Linked DNA regions of Mus musculus: region 1 is linked to region 2. A link is a loop called in an ENCODE intact Hi-C map of the cell type or tissue named here. Cell type or tissue: left cerebral cortex. All regions are shown on one strand.

Evidence for each region. A loop is a pair of places that touch in the nucleus more often than their neighbours do. Peaks named below come from ENCODE experiments on the same cell type or tissue, not always from the same donor. Only the 100,000 strongest peaks of a DNase experiment are listed, where the experiment ranks them.
Region 1: a loop joins it to region 2, with 8 times the contacts of the local background. A loop is called at or near these places in 5 of 42 quality-filtered maps.

Annotation. Positions count from the first base shown.
Region 1 is chr13:52,151,461-52,159,460 of GRCm38, reverse strand. No RefSeq gene overlaps it. Among named protein-coding and RNA genes, the nearest start is that of 4921525O09Rik, 59 kb to the right of the region's middle. In left cerebral cortex, a CTCF peak has its summit at 4,477; DNase peaks (open chromatin) are centred at 3,675, 3,977, 4,431, 5,140 and 1 more place; H3K27ac peaks cover 476 bases.
Region 2 is chr13:51,842,599-51,850,598 of GRCm38, reverse strand. Gadd45g (growth arrest and DNA-damage-inducible 45 gamma) reads right to left here and starts at 3,924. Exons shown (of 4, transcript NM_011817.2): 1 at 3,767-3,924; 2 at 3,146-3,247; 3 at 2,830-3,043; 4 at 2,124-2,730. The coding sequence starts at 3,819. The coding sequence ends at 2,620. In left cerebral cortex, CTCF peaks have their summits at 2,545, 3,938, 4,941 (motif pointing left), 5,747 and 1 weaker place; DNase peaks (open chromatin) are centred at 4,892, 5,290, 5,748, 7,633 and 8 more places; H3K4me3 peaks cover 4,479 bases; H3K27ac peaks cover 3,233 bases.

The DNA.
Region 1 (8,000 bases), 310 kb before region 2:
CCATAGACTAACATAGTATTTCATCTCACTAATGCAAAAAGTCCCTAATAAACATATGTTTAATCAAAATATATGTTCAAAAGAATCCTAGTCATAGGTTTCAAATAAATCCTAGCTTCCAAATAAATAAAGTACCCACGAGTGACACAGAAATCCACACAGAGTGTTACAAAATATCTGAGCGTCCACTAACACTTGGGTGTAAGGCTCTTTGCTCTGATGATCATCTGCCCCTGTGGCACCCTTAGCTTCCTGTTCTGCTCTGTGCTGTCTGGTTCAGTGACCTGGGTTCTGGTTCATAAGAATTTTTGTGGGTTCTCCTAAAGTATTCCCAAGGTGAGAATGGGCCTGGCACAGAGGGATACCACTGCCTACAACCTACAACCTACAGCCCACTGCCCACTGCCCACTGCCCACTACCTACTACCTACAACCTACAACCTATTACCTACAGGTGCCTACAGTCCTAACTGGAGAGCAGCTCTGTCCATTTCACTAAGTCCAGGATCTAGGAGGTCAACATCCTCAAGCTATAGGAAAAGAGGTGATGCTGCAGACGAACCTCAGTCGGGTCCTCGATCTGCAGGAAAACTCAGGGTTCTGGTTACAGGCAAGCAAGGAGTTGGTGCTGATGACAAACAGACACAGACACAGAGAGAGTGCATATCTGAATGTAATTTTTCTAAGCAAGCAAAGTGTGTATGGGAGTAACTTGGCTATTGTCCTAAGTAATTACTATGTAGACTAGCCCTGAGATTTCTAGCTCTATTCAAGTAAATTGTGATGCCTGATTACTTTCACTGTCTCTACTAGAGGTAAATTTGAATGTTACTGAATAGGTAACCTTCTTACTGAATTCCAAGCTCAAGGTCAGCTCAAGGACTTCCTAGGACATTGGAACACTGGCGAAGGCTTAGCTGTATGTCAAAATCAATCCTTAAAGGCACTTATAATAAAACAATACTGAAAGAGAGCAGACAGATCCATACACCAAACTAACTCCAGGATAGGTTTGGAGCATATGTGCTATGGGAATGCCAAGGTTCCAGGAAGCTAAGTTTCCATGAAACTCTTTGCCTTGGGACTGCTTCCAGGCTTCTAGGCCTGTCACGCGAGTCACTACATGAGTGGATGTAGCAAGGTGAGGTTCTGCACAAGGTTTCATGGCCACAGACATGAGGCTGGAACAGGCATGCCTTAACTTGCTTTCTGCCTTGTGAGAGTTGTTTTGTCCAGACTGTAGGCCCATACGTAGTATATATAGGAGTACCAGCATGGGGCTGAGTTGTTCATCTGAGCTGTACACTGACTCTTGCTCCCTGTGTTTTACTCTAGGATTTTAGATGGTATCCTAGGTCATACTATGGGGTCCCCTGCCTAGCCTAGGTTTCCTGGTGCTGTTTTGAAATTAAATATTCTTTCAAAGAGAACTTGAAATCTTGTCTTTCTGTAGCAACACTTTGTGTTCCCTTCCTAAGGGGCAACCTGGGTTACAGGAAGACAGTGGAAAGTCCTAGAGGCTTCTGGAATATTCTGGAATACATCAAAAAATCTAGAGGGAGAAATGCCGTGAGCTGCTGGGGAAAAGGGTTCTTCCGAAACACTTCCTCCCACTGTATGATGGACATTCTTCATTGTCAGTTTGACTACATCTTCCTCCCACTGTATGATGGACATTCTTCATTGTCAGTTTGACTACATCTGGAAAAAACTACAATCCAGAAATGAAGGGAACACCTGGGAGGTGAATCTATATCTAGTCTAGACCTTTGAAGTAGAGAGATACTCACCTTTGATCTGGACCTTGAGGCAGGAAGACACACCTATAATCCATGCCACACCTGCTGGAAGCCTATATAAATTCATGGAAGAAGAAAGCTTTTGCTCTTTGCCTGCTTGCTCTTGTCTTGGTAGCAAGTCCATTCCTTCATTGGCATTAGAGCCTATTTCTCTGGAACTCTAGCATCTACTGAAGACCAACTGAGACATCCAGCCTTGGGAACGGATTAACTATTGGATTCTTGGGGTTCCCATTCATAGTCTGACATTGTTGGATTAGTTGGATCATAGTCTGTAAGTGATTCCAATAAATCACACACACACACACACACACACACACACACACACACACACACATACACATGTATACACATACATACACATGTGTGCATATGTGTGTCCCATATATAAATTCTGCTATTCTGGAAAACCCTAACTAATACATATAGTGGGTGGTACATGCTTTTAATCCAAGCACTCAGGAGGCAGAGGCAGATTGAGCTCTATAAGTTTGTGGCCCATCTGGTCCACAGTGAGTTCTAAATCATCTAAGGCTACATAGCAAGACTTTAAATAAATAAAAAAGATGAACAAACAGAACAACAATAAAATAAATCCTTCCAAGAACACAAGTCCTGTCTATATTTATTCAGTGCTGTATCTCCCATGCCTGGAGGAAAGAGCCCGGACCCCAAATTCCATCCAGGCGTCTTTCCCGAGACCAAATACTACCTTTGCTTTAGGGGTTGAAGCTTCCCGCAAAGATAGAGTCCAGGCTTCTCAGGATCCCCACTGTGGACCCATAACTAGTGCCCCAGAGGCTGCGCCCCAACCCCACCCTAGCAGACATGTGCAGAGATGGACACTCCTATTCATCTGAGGCTTAGTCTAGATCTGTAATTTCAATTTCCTAAAGAAGGAAAGAGGCCACGAGACCCTTAGCCTATCCTCTTGTGATAGCTAAGGTCTACACCCATCCAATTAGCAGCCCAGGCGTGAACTCTTCTGTGTGAGAGAGCCCTGTCAGCCAAGGGAGCTGGAGCCCAAGAGGCTCTTTCTCCCTACCTGTTGAACTCTGAGACCCCTGCAGCTGCAGGTTCTGAGACATAAGACTCTCTAGCTCCACACCACAAACCTAGGGATTGGGGCTCCCCACTGGATGGAGACCCATCTCCCAAGCCCCCTGCATTCTTGTATACATCTCTGCAAGTGTGTGCCTGACACTGAAGGAGGCTGAGTAGTTCTGGCTGGACCTTGTAAGTTGTTTTACTTCCAGTGCCGGGGATTGAACTCAGGACCTCACGCATGCTAGGCAGGTTCTCTAAGGTCATCCTCAGCCCCCAAGAGCCACCGATGTAAAGGACAGAGGGATCCTAGGTAGAGCACACCTTCCCAGGTCGTCACTTCCCTCTGGCCTCTCCAGGCTTCTTAGAGAAAGACAATATAGCTGGATGTTACCTAACCCTAATTCTGTTGCTATGACATCTGGACTTCCAGACCTGACTCTAATCCTCATTAATTGGATCCCCAGCTTCCAAATGTTTCCTCTTGTTTCTCTAAGTCTCTCTGCAAGAGGAACGAACACCGCAAGTCAGTAGGCCTTCAGTTATATATAGGTCAGGAGGTTGTGGGTCAGTTCTGCAAACCGTTTATTGATTTACATTCTTACGTCTTCCTGGTCTCCTCTGAACACGTGTCACTTTCACTTTGAGAAAGAAAACTGTACATGCCTGCGCCACTCAAGTTAAACTTTGTCAGGAAGCTCCAAGAGCACTCTGTGAGTGTGGGTCTCAAAGTACCCAAGCTGGTAGAAGAACTCGGGCTTTGAGCCAACCAAAATCGTCCACTTGGCTATTTCAAGTCTTTTCCCCTTCTTCAGTACAGTGATGAGTGGCACCCGGATAAAGTTTTTGTTTACCAAAAGTTCCTCCCAGAATAGAAACTGCCCACAATATTTTTCTTGTGGAGGACATTTAGCGGGCCATGGTGTTCAGAGCTGATGCTTTCTGCTGTACAAAGCAGAGCTGGGTGTCACCTCTGGACTCTGCCAGAGGAGGCAAGGACCTTGTTCCTAACCAACCTTGGGACTCTCAGATCTCTGGAATGTTTCAGTACTGCCTGGTCTAAGTGAGTGTTTTGTTTGGTTGATTTTGTAACTTAAAGCTTGGGCAAGCTGTTCAGCTTCTTTTCTCCCTGCTAGCAGAAGCCAGCAAAAAGAAAATTATGACAGGGTCCCATGGGTGAGGATAGAATTTCCAACAAGCTAGTCTTTTAGGAGGGTGACCCATCTAGAGATGACAAATGGTCAGTCCCAAAGGCAGCAGCTGGCCTCACTGTAAATCCAGGTTCAGGGTCCTTTAAAGCATACACCTGTTGCAAGGGAGTCCCTGTCACAAGCCTGCAGCTGTGGGTGCCGTTTGCAGCCCGCTTATGTCAACACGCACCATGGGGCTGGTCAACGGGTGGCGTGAGGATCTGATGATGGATGCATTTTATGACAGCGCCTGTTGCCCGGCAGAAAAACACCCCGTATGATTTAATAGGACCACAGCAAATCCTAACAGCAAAACATTCATCTGGCGAAGGCTGCAGACTCTTACACAGCTCTTGCCAGGTTTCTATGGTGATGATGTTCATTGTAAGCACAGAACAAGCACCGATTCACAGTGTCCAGCAGAGGCTACAGTCTCCTCCACCCTCCTGCTTGCTTGCTGCAGGCAGCCGTGGCTTCCATGCTAAACGTGCACCCTGGAGTAAAATCAAGTCCCCTTGCACTCTCCGTCCCCCCAGAGAGGAGTGGAGCGTGCAGACACAAAGCAAACAGAGATGCTAGCAGGGTGTTGGGATGCACCAAATAAATGGTAACACCAATCTGTTCAGCTGATCACTGTTTTTATTCTTGCCCTCTTTATTAACATGGCTGAGGAAGCATACCACAGCTCATGGGTGGAGATCACAGGACAACCTCTGCTGGTCCTATTAAACCATACAGGGACTTTTTGCCTGAGACACTCTTACTGTCCCCTACTGCACACTCCAAGGCTAGCTGACCCTCACGCTTCTGTGGCTCCTTGTCTTAGCCTCCCATCTCACTGTAAGAATGCTGGGCTTACAGATGTGTCTGCTACTGCATCTGGCCCCTCTGATGCACCTTCAAGTTTAAAAACGTTAGCATTTTTGTGGACGGGGGTGGGGGTGGCTAGGTAAATTTCCAGATGAAGAGTTGTATTGAGGAATTTGTTCTCTGAGGGAATTTCAGAGCCATCTCTATGTACATTGTGATCCAATCTGGGACAATCTTGCAAACAGGGACAGCAAATCCCTGCCAAGATCTGGTGTGTGATCATTCAGGTCTCATCTGCTGCTTGCAAAATCCTGGGAAACTGGCCTGTTTGTCTGGAAGAACCAAGTGCTGTGCCAGCAGCAGACCCTGGCTCACAGCTCTGTTCAATACTGTTTGACATCCCTGCAACGTGATGGGTTCTCAGCTCTGCCACCAGGACTTCCAGTATGCGAGAGCCACTATGGATTCTTCTCTGTCACAGATGTGTCTTGTATAGCTGACAGGTCATCCCCAGCCTCTGAAACATCCCTGTTCTCATCACCATCATGATCTTATTAATAATAATACTAAAAGACCCTCCCCCACATACACACTTTTAAAAAAATGAAGTTCCTCTCTCTCCCTTATGCATCTTTAGCTCATCTAGGAAAAATGAATTTTAAACTGTTTGTAAGTCTATGTGGTTTACTTTGGCAGAGCTGTGGCTCAGAGCAGAACTGGGCAAGTCCCCCTGGGAAGACAATCAGCCAGGCTGCTGAGGGAAACAGGGATCTGCACCAGGCAGGAACATTTCTAGGCAAAGGGACTCTTGGACAGGACAATGTTTGATCTCAGAAGGTCAGCCCTCATACGCACAGGCAGAGGGCAGGCTGACGTCGCTCCCAGGTTTGAGCAAGGCCCTTCCAGGAAGCTGATTTGTTATTTTGGGCAGGGACAACGGAGGTTGATGTGTGTTGGGGGTAAGGTTTCCTACTGTGGGGTTCTGACAGTTCCTGATATTTTCATAAACAAGTCTTCAAATGTTGACCAACAGCAGCATGAAGAGTGGATTTCAACGCCATCGTGTCTGGAGGGATACGGAGTTGGGCAGAAGGCCGTCGCCACGCTGTGGCAATCTCTGCCCTTCTCTTGCATGTAGAATAAAGTGGAAAGACGGAGGGCAGGTCCTGGCTAACGTGTCCCTCCTCAGCTGCTCTCATGTGGCCCACAACCACAAACCAAGGAAGAAATCGCTTGTCAGTGTAAAAAAGAAACTTAAGAGTCATCCTTCATCCCTCGTTCCTTTTACAAAACTCTTTATGTAAAGTGACCAGAGACAATAAATAGGTACAATTCCCAGAACAAGAGAGCCAGGGGACCAGGCAGGGAGGGGACGGTCCACAGTCTCCAAAAGCCAGTTACGTCCTCTTACTTTCCAAAAGCCAAACCAGGCAGAACAAATATCAACTGAAATTGTGAAATAGGAGGAACATAATCACCCCCAGATCTGTAGACACAGTAAACCAGGCTCCCACCAAAGAATGTTTTAAAAACAAGCTTGGAAGGACTGGGACTTACTAAAACAGCTAGGAGATAGTTTGCTTCATCCCTCAAAACAAAACAAAATACCAACAATCACAACAACAACAACAACAACAACAACAATGACAACAACATAACCCTGCAAACCTCAGAAGAGCCCCCAAGATGTTGGCAGTGCAAACATGGCTCCTTATAATGGAGCCAGCAGGGTGAGGGAGTGTTTTCCTTCTCAAAGATTACACAGGAATTAAAGAGTTCCACTTTTGTGTTCTGGGCTTAGGGGCTGGAATTCTGTCACTGTCCTCTGACCCCAATGTGCCAGCCAAAGTTCCTCCCGTGGAGACTTGACACCAGGCTATGACCTTTCTGTGACTGCCCACGGTGACACCTAGATCCTTCTCCATCATCCTTGCTGTCCAGTCAGAAAGACAAGTGGGAGGTCCCCTCAGTCCCCAAATACAGCTGCCCCCAGCCAGGCCAAAGCAAAAGCTTGCCTCTGGGAACTACTCTCACCTACAGGAAGGAAGATGTGGTCTGCTTGACCTCAGGCCCCCAAGTTTGCTGCATAACTGAGTATTGAGTGCATGTGTGAGTGTGTGTGTGTGTGTGTGTGTGTGTGTGTGTGTGTGTGTTTCTGCATCCTGGCTGACCCTGTCCATTTTCTCAAAGATAACAGTGCTGACTCGGCACTATCATTATTGGAAGGGCAAGGAATCCATACAGCCTGTGAAGCACAGGGGAACACCGCCAGTGCTTTCTGTCTGGGTGCCTCTCTCTGGAAATCGCCAAGCTTGCAGGGGCTGCTCCTGCATACCTCCCAAGAAGTCAGACCACTTGCACGAAAGGCAGCCTCAAACACTCCATCAGATTTTATAACCCAGACCCTTCAGAACCCCGCCTGCTGAGTCCAGTGTGGTGACTAAGATCACCCTCCCAAGGGGCAGGACTCTGCTGATCCTGGGCTAGCTTGGCCTCACTTTTCTTTGAGACTTGGAGCTCTGGGATCAGTCTTAGCACCCGTCCCACATCCAAGGGCACAGCTCAGCACAGTCTGTTGAGGCGGAGGAGCTTCTGGACAAACCGGTTTTCTCTGCAGCAAAAACTTCAGCCAAGCAGATCAAAGAGAGATAACACGTGTTTATGCTGCCTGTGTGCACACACTATACGTGCGCACATGTACACGCAGATGGACGGATGGATGAGTGCCTGCTACAGTTTTACTGTTAAAGATGTTTCCGGTACAGGAAGCTCCAGAGCAATTAGGCAAGCACATTCGTTACCGAGGCACCCAGGACAAAACCTTCCCACATAAGCCCTTTTCTGAGACCAAGCCTCCCTTCGCAGGGAATCATGGAACTAGGTTTACTAGTGATCTACTTTGCTCTGATCTGTACTTCCCACGTGTGCATTCCTACCCAGTAGCTGTGGTTATGTGTACTTCTCATTTGCCTATGATGGTTTCTAAACCACCACGATCCCACGACAAGTGCATAGATAGGTGTATACTGACAGATATATGTATGTATGCACCCCTGTCATGACATATGTTGACCAACAACAACAATCCCTCTCGATCACACCTGCACATCCACACACATGAAGTCATATACCTGCACAGCCCAGACACACTAACAGC
Region 2 (8,000 bases):
AACTTTCCTCCAAATGGATTTATAACTTTTATAAGTTTAAAAAAAAAAAAAAAAAGGTCTCCCATGAAAACAGGTGCCTCTCCAGAATCAGCCTGCAGACCGCTCACCCATTTGTTCTGTGGCTCTTGTGTTTGCCTTCTTTTGCCATTAGCCTTTAAGTCATCACCACTCATTCAGTGCTTTCTAGAGGCAGAGTATTGGGCTCAACACTCACGTTCCTCTCCTGGACATGTATGTCATGTTTAGCATGTATCTAGGGTTACCCATGCATATTCACCCATGGTCACTGTAAGCATGGGATGCAAGGTTTTCAAACTCCATGCTTTTGAAGTACAGGGATGTGGTGTTGTGTATGTTGCCTGGGTTTCATCCTCAACCCTGCACAGAATGGGCTGTGGTGGCCCACACTCGTAGTTCCAGCACTTCGGAGCTGAAGGCAGCTGGAACAGAGGTTCGAGGTTATCCATAACTATATGCTGAGTTTGAGACCAGGACTCTGCCTAAATAACTGCACACCTTTTAATTTATTTTATGCCCTTTTGGTTAGTTAATGATAATAATAACATGCACGCACACACACACACATATGAATTCAGCACAAATTCTGGCCACAACCATCCCTTCCCAGCCTCTAGACGTCAAACCCTGGATTCCTACTCCCCACCCCCACGCCCTCCTCATAATTCTTGTCTCCTAAAACTCTAACAGGTGGCCGCAGAAGTAAGGACCAATCAGAGAAAGCCGAGTTTCCTACCGACTGCCAAGTCAAGGGTGCCTACAAGGGTCTGCCAGCCTGCAGTGTTCTCCTGAACACTATGGCAAGAGGTCATTTTTATCAGCATGCTGGTCTACTTCCCCACTGAAAGGCTCCTCCACCTAAAAAATTTAACGCCCAAGCGAAACAGCGCTGCTCTTTGGGCACCACCGTGGCTGCATTCTTTCAGCAGAGTCGGTGTGGAGCAGAAAGGGCACCCTTTCCTTACAGGAAGCGTCCACGCGCTCCTGCACTTTTCCTGTTGCCCTGCACAGGCTTCCAGAATGTGCTGTGGCGTTTTTGTTTTGTTTTTTTTTTTTTTTAAGTGGCATTCAACCGGCAAACCAGCCTCCCTAAGCGTTGCTGGTAAATCAGCCCAATGGCCTTCTTAGAAAAACAGCACCCCACCCCGCCCTTCCCCGAAGGCTCCAGCTCTGCCCGGCAGCAGAGCTGACAGCAAGAAAGCCCCACGTGGGCTTCCCCCCCCCCCCCCCCCCATCCGTCAGCACGGCCTGGAATGCGCAGTGAAAGCCAGAAGCACTAAGCTACAGAAAAAGTCCTCTCACTGGGACGTTTCCCCCACCCCCCAGATCCTTCTCAAAAGATAATCTTGGCTCTGGTGAGTTTGTCCTCCGACTTTAAAAGGAATTGTGGAGAGCAGCAGCCCTCACTGATGTGGTGGGCAGAAGCCCTGAGAATAGGAACTAGCAGATGCCCACCCCACTCAGACTGGCTCACTCCTATTTATAATAGACGGTGCCTTCCAACTTCTGCTAAGATACTGTAACTTCCATCACGGCTGTGACAAAATGATGATTCATACTGAGAACGCAACTCGCTGGTGTCATATTTGATATTAATACTTTAGTAGCGTAGCTTTGTCAGAGCAATTAAAAGGAGAAAGTTCCTGAAAGCTAGAGCAACCCGCCCCCATCCCCAGCCACCGCACCAAGGGCAGAGCTGCAGAGGCAAGCTCATTGTATTGGAAGGCACAGGGCCTCCCGCAAGCTGTTCAGATAAGCAGCTGTCGAGGCAAAGGTGGGGGGAGGGGGCGGAGCGGGGGAGGGGAGGTACTGGAGGCAGAAGTCACTGTTATCGAATTGGATTGCAAGCCTGGAGCTCCTGCACCCGGATGCCTTATCAAGTATGCTCCTGTCTTGCAAGTTTGAAATCTTCCTGAAAGGCTCAAACAGTACTCTGGCCCAAGTTCTCCCGTTTACTACTCGCCTGCACCCCCTCCCCCACCGCCAGCCCCAGGAGGCTGCAGTTTCTTGCCCCAACAGAAAGGTGGTCCCAGGTGCCGTGAAACATCCTTTACCGCCGCCCCCTCCCCATTAGAATCCCCTACCCTCAATAAAAAGGCATTAAGTTTGTTTCAATAAGTTTATTGTGATATTCAAAGCTTCCACGATAGCGTCCTTTAGAAAATGAAAGCATTGCCCGGGATCCGTTTTTTGAAAGAGCAGTGCAGTCGGCTAAGTCCAGCTCGCTCCTGCAGTGGCCGCTCCTGCCGCTGTACCAAGTCCAGGCGGTCGCCTGCCTTTCTTTCCCCTCCTTTCACTGGAAGGCTGCTTGCTGAGTCACACCTGCCTCGCTGGTCGGTTCTTCCCGGCCCTGGGGCCAACGTCCTCGCCTAGGCCTTCCTGTGCTAGCAGCCTCTCCGGACACTGGCAGAGTCCTGGGCTCGGAACAAGGTGTCCCCGCTGCCGCCAGACCCCCTTCTTGGGAGGCCGCGCTCCTCGCTCTCCAGGCAACATCGCCTGCCAGTCTCCACGCGCACTCGAGCGCCCTCGGAGGGCCACTCCAGAGCCAGCAGCGCGCTAGAGTGTCACCAAGTCGATCAGACCAAGGTCCCTGCCAGGCTGTCACTCGGGAAGGGTGATGCTGGGCACCCAGTCGTTGAAGCTGCGGCTCTCCTCGCAGAACAAACTGAGCTTCTCCAAGGCAGGGTCCTTCCATGTGTCCTCATTAGGATTCTGAATTTAAAAAAAAAAAAAATACATGGGTCAGCCATGCTTGTCGTTGGCCAGGATGGTTTGGGGGACTGGCGTAGGGAAACAGTGGGGGACACTCACCGAAATGAGGATGCAATGCAGGTCTCCCGGCGCGCCCCCCTCTTCGTCGGCGCCCACGATCGCCGCCAGCCTCTGCACGTCTCCCACGCGCACGATATCAATGTCGTTCTCACAGCAGAACGCCTGAATCAACGTGAAATGGATCTGCAGCGCTATGTCGCCCTCATCTTCTTCATCGGCAGCCAGCACGCAAAAGGTCACATTGTCAGGGTCCCTGCAGAGCAGATGGGAAGGACAAGGTCAGAGTCGATGCCACCCCCAGGTCTCCGCGCCGCGCCAACCCCAATCCCTGCACGCGGGGCCTTTCTACACTCACACATTCAGGACTTTGGCGGACTCGTAGACGCCAGCGGTCAGACAGCCCTGGCGCTGCGCCGACAGCAGAAGTTCGTGCAGTGCTTTCCCGGCGCCCTGCATCCTGTGAAAGAACAAGCGCCGTGAGTGGGGACCAGCACGGGGACGCGACGGAGAGATCCCTGCCCTGACCTCCAAGTCCCAGCTGGCCCCTTAGCCTAGACCTGCCTGGCGCCAGCATTCCTGCCTCCCAACTCCAACCTGGCGCCCACACACCAGGATCCCCAGTCCCGACCTGGCGCCCACACACCCGGATCCCCAGTCCCGACCTGACGCCCACACCTCTGGCACCCTAGTCATGATCTGGCGCCCTCATTCCCCATCACCCAGTCTCGACCTGGCGCCTGCACTCCCAGTTCCCTACTTCTGATCTGGCGCCCGTATATCAGGCTCCCCAACTACGATCAGGTGCTGGCACCCCAAACTCTAGCTCTAGACACGAATCGAATGCAGTAATTCTGGTCCCGCGCCTCGGCACCTCACAGCCAGACAGTGCACGGCTCCCACCCTGCAAACTTCTATCCTAGAGGACCCTGTAAGACCACTACCAGACAAGGCCAACTCTCGGCACCCCAAAACCCACCTGGCTGTGCTTTCCGGAACTGTATCCTGGCCACGGACTTCTTCCAGAGTCATTGTGCGATCCACGAACAGCAAGTTATCCAAAAGAGTGCGGAGGGAACCCGAGCGCAGGTAAAGATTCCCAGAGTCCGATGCGCGCCCACCACCAGCGAGTGCGCCAGGCTGGGCCGGGAGAGCCCTTTTATAGACAGGCTCGGCGCGCCGCCGCCAGCTGGCGGGAGGCTGCACTCCCATTGGCCAGCGCCCGCTTTCTGATGCAAATGAGGCGGCAGGCCTGCGGCTCGTGCCAGAAGGCCACGTGGGGAGGGGTGCGGGGGATGACACAGCCTCAAATCTGCCGCTTTTGTCAGGGTGTTACCAGGCAGACTGGAGCCTGCAGATTTCATCTCGCCTTTCTTTTTTTGTAAGTCCTTAAAAGGAAAAAGTTTAAAAAAAAAGTACGTTGTTTGCTGATACGATACTGGAATTTGTAGAATGCACACTTGGAGAATGTAAAAGCCCCCTCTTTTTTTTTTTTTTTTTGCTCTTTTTTTTTTTTTTTTTTTTGCGACCTTTCTAATTTTTCCTCAATTTTCAGTTTGAAGTTTATAGGGTTGTTACATCGAAACCGAAACTTAAAGTCAAAGGTTTGCAACTGCAGCTGACATTAGGCCTAGGCTGCCACTAGGGACTCAGGACTCTGCGCCTTTCGGGGTCGCGGCTGCAAGGTCTAAGCCCTCCCATCCCCCACCCCTACCCCTAGCAGATCGCTGTGGGACGCGGGCAGCAGGGACCAGCAGATTGCTGCCGGCACACGCGGCTCGTTTGCATTTCTATACGGGGCACACAAAAGAGGAGGTCTGGCGTGTGGCAGTTCGCGGTGGGGACAATCGACGCTTTCTCTTTCATAGCAACACTGTCCACCTGCCGCCGGTGGGGTGGGCCGAGCCCCGTCGGGAGCCGGGGTCGCGGGGTTGCCCGGCGCGTGGGGGTCGGAGCAGCGTGCCGCTCCCCCGCCACTGGGTGCGCACCTCTTAGGCTTATTCTGACTGCTGGGATTCTGATGCACGCGTGCTAAGCTCGAGAGTGAGCTGTACACCAAGGCTACTGTGCCCCAAACCCCAGAGGTTCCGGGGTTCAGACTCCGGGAACTCGGCTGTTCCACATTGTTTTTCCCAGGGCGCCGCCTACCGGCCGACCTAGAAAAATCCAGATCCTCTCATCCACCCACCAAATATTGCCTCGCGTTGACCTCTCAGGGGGGTTTGAGCTGGGACACCCCAAGCACCGAGAACCCTGTGCTATTATGCGCATCATTTAGAATCAGGGTAACGCCTGCACCGGGCGCCCGGGCCTGGAGACCGAAAGGAGCCTGCCACCCAGGACCAAGAATCCGTTTGTCTTATGAGAATTTGAAATATTTCAACTACTTAAAAATGTTTCTTCAAGAGGTTCTTTTCTGATAACGTAATAAAATTAGAAGTGATCTTGAGAGCTTTCTGAACTTATCGTTTGTCCCGTGGGACCTGCACATCAGGCTTCCAGACTGCTCGCCCGCAGAACACGACACTGTGGGCGTCTGCGTCTCTCTGTGCTAACACAGAAAAGTGTGCTAGGGGACTTCTGGAGATTCTTGAGTGAAGCCTGGGAGACTGGATAGGGCAAAGGGCGTTCATGAAGCTTGCCAGACTGAGGCAAAACTCACACACACCCACACACCCACCCACACACACACACACACACAGACACACACACACACAGACACAGAGAGAGAGAGAGAGAGAGAGAGAGAGAGAGAGAGAAGAGAGAGAGAGAGAGAGAGAGAGAGAGAGAGAGAGAGAGAGAGTGGATTTTCTCCTTTCTACTGGAGCGTTCTCCAGGTGGGTGGTGAATATAGATCATTCAGTGTTAATTTTTGAACTCCTTAAAGGACGTTTTTGCTGCAAGGGGAAGCTGCTTGTTTGCCAACGCCAAAGGCTAGGCGAGGGGCCGGCGTTTTGCGCCTCCCAGAGGCTGCATTGAGAACTGCAGGTGTCGGCCCTGTGGTTCCTCTGCAAGGTCTCTCAGATTCTTAACACCCCTTCCTACTAAAATACGTTTTAAGTGATGGAAACAGGGTTTCTCATCCTGGCTGTCCTGGAACTCACTCTGTAGACCAGGCTGGCCTCGAACTCAAAAATTCACCTGCCTCTGCCTCTGCCTCTGCCTCTGCCTCTGCCTCTGCCTCTGCCTCTGCCTCTGCCTCTGCCTCTGCCTCTGCCTCTGCCTCTGCCTCTGCCTCTGCCTCTGCCTCTGCCTCCCAAGTGCTGGGATAAAAGTCGTGTGCCACCACTGCCCGGCCAGTTTTATTACTTCTTAATTCCCATTGGTTTCAGATCCCAAGGAAACGTCGGAAATAATAATCCATTTGATGTCTTGGCGCACACCCGCTACTTCCACTTATAGCTAGAAAAGTGCTCACTTACCAAGTTGCAGGAAATGACACCCCCCCGCGCACCCCATCCTCCGGCCTGTCCCCCACAGGAAGGTCTGTACAGGTTAGCGCAGGCTTAAGTACTAGCATTTCCAGACCTCGCCCTCAGCCAGTCTGGGTCAGAAGGGATGATTGACAGACCCCGAAGCTAGTCTACTCTGCTGGCATTTTCAAAGTATTCCATTACAGGAAACCCTCCTCTCTGCCTTAAGCTTAGGGCCTCACACAACTTTACCTAGCTAAGTCCTAGTGGTCCCAAAGTCCCCATCTCAATTAGGAAAGAAAGGTTAGGGCCGGGCCCAACGTCACAGGCAGTATTGCTAAACCCCATATTATCCGGTGGCTACACTCTTACTACATCCCTAAACCTTAATAATACAGGGGACAGTGAGTCTACTAAAGCGGAAGTTTCACATATACTTCACTTTTGAAACCCTTTAGAGGTGGGGATATAGCTCGGTAGGTAGAACGGATGCATACAGAGTGTGCATCAAGACCGGCTTTATAAACCATGCATAGTAAGTAGTGCACACTTGGAATCCAAGGATATCCTTGAACTCAACACTAGCACTAGCTGGGTATACCTTGGGCCCTACCTCAAAATCGAATTAAAAGAAATGCATAAAACCTAGAATCCCAGCTACTTGGAAGGCTGAGCAAGGAGGACTCTTATGTCTAAAGGCTAGCCTGGGCCAACCGGAGAGACAGTCCCCAATCCCAGCAAATTCTCTCGGTGAACTTCTCCATGACTTTGTCTGCTAGGAGGGGGTCCTGAGGAAAGCTTGCATCATTTGAAGGAAGATGGAGTCGGTCCCCAGGGCAATAATCTCTGTGAAGCATTCCCTCCACCCTGCATTTGGAGTGTGCACAGAGAATGATCTTAAACAGCAGGCATATGCCTCGAGCCCCCTAAGCCAGCCCCTGGGACAGCTAGACCAAGGCTGCAAGACCAAAGCAGGCTGAGGAGCCCAGCCCCATGCAGGTGGAGTTCCCTGGGCTGTCTTAGGAAAAGCCAAATTCATTGACACTTTTTCAATGAAAAAAAGGAAAATGTGGACTCTTGCCTTCTCTTGGTTAGTTAGCCTTATCAATGCTTTTCAAGACAAGGCAAGTCTTTGGATGTTTCCAGAAGAACGTCCCTTCCCCCGCCCCAGACCTGCTAATGATGGGTCTGTGGCCCATGATGACGGTGAATTTTGTTAAAGAAGAAATAAAAATCTTTATGCAAGACCTAAACCTCAGCAGAGGCAGCGTGCCGGCATTTAAAGGCTCCACCAGCCCTTTCCACCCCTGCCCTGTCCTCAGAGCCTTGCCGGGGTGAAATACTGATCTACAGGGGGGGCATTTCACTGGACAGCCGAGACAGGAAACAGGAAACAAAAAGGGAAGGCTTTTCGCAGCAAGCCGGACATCCGTGGTGAGAGCTTTCTGGAAGGCGAGATTATTCTTGGCTGTGCACTTGCAGGGCATGGGGGAGACAGAAGCGATGGCAGAGCCTTGGCTGCCCCCGGAGGGATGCAAATCATTCCTGCATTCCTACTTTCCCTTTCGACAGTAAGGAAGGATTTGGAGCAACAGTCAGCTGCAGTGCAGCCCTACACCGGAACACAAATGTGTGCACCCTAGTGGAAACACCCCCTCCCCAAGTCACAGGTGTTCCCTCTTCCTGGTCAGACCCTGTGCCAGAACCTTCTGAGCCTCAAGCTCCTCACCTAGGGACTGAACTTTGCCCTACATGCACGAACCATCTTTGTCCTTTGTTCACTCCCAAGGGAGTTTCTTC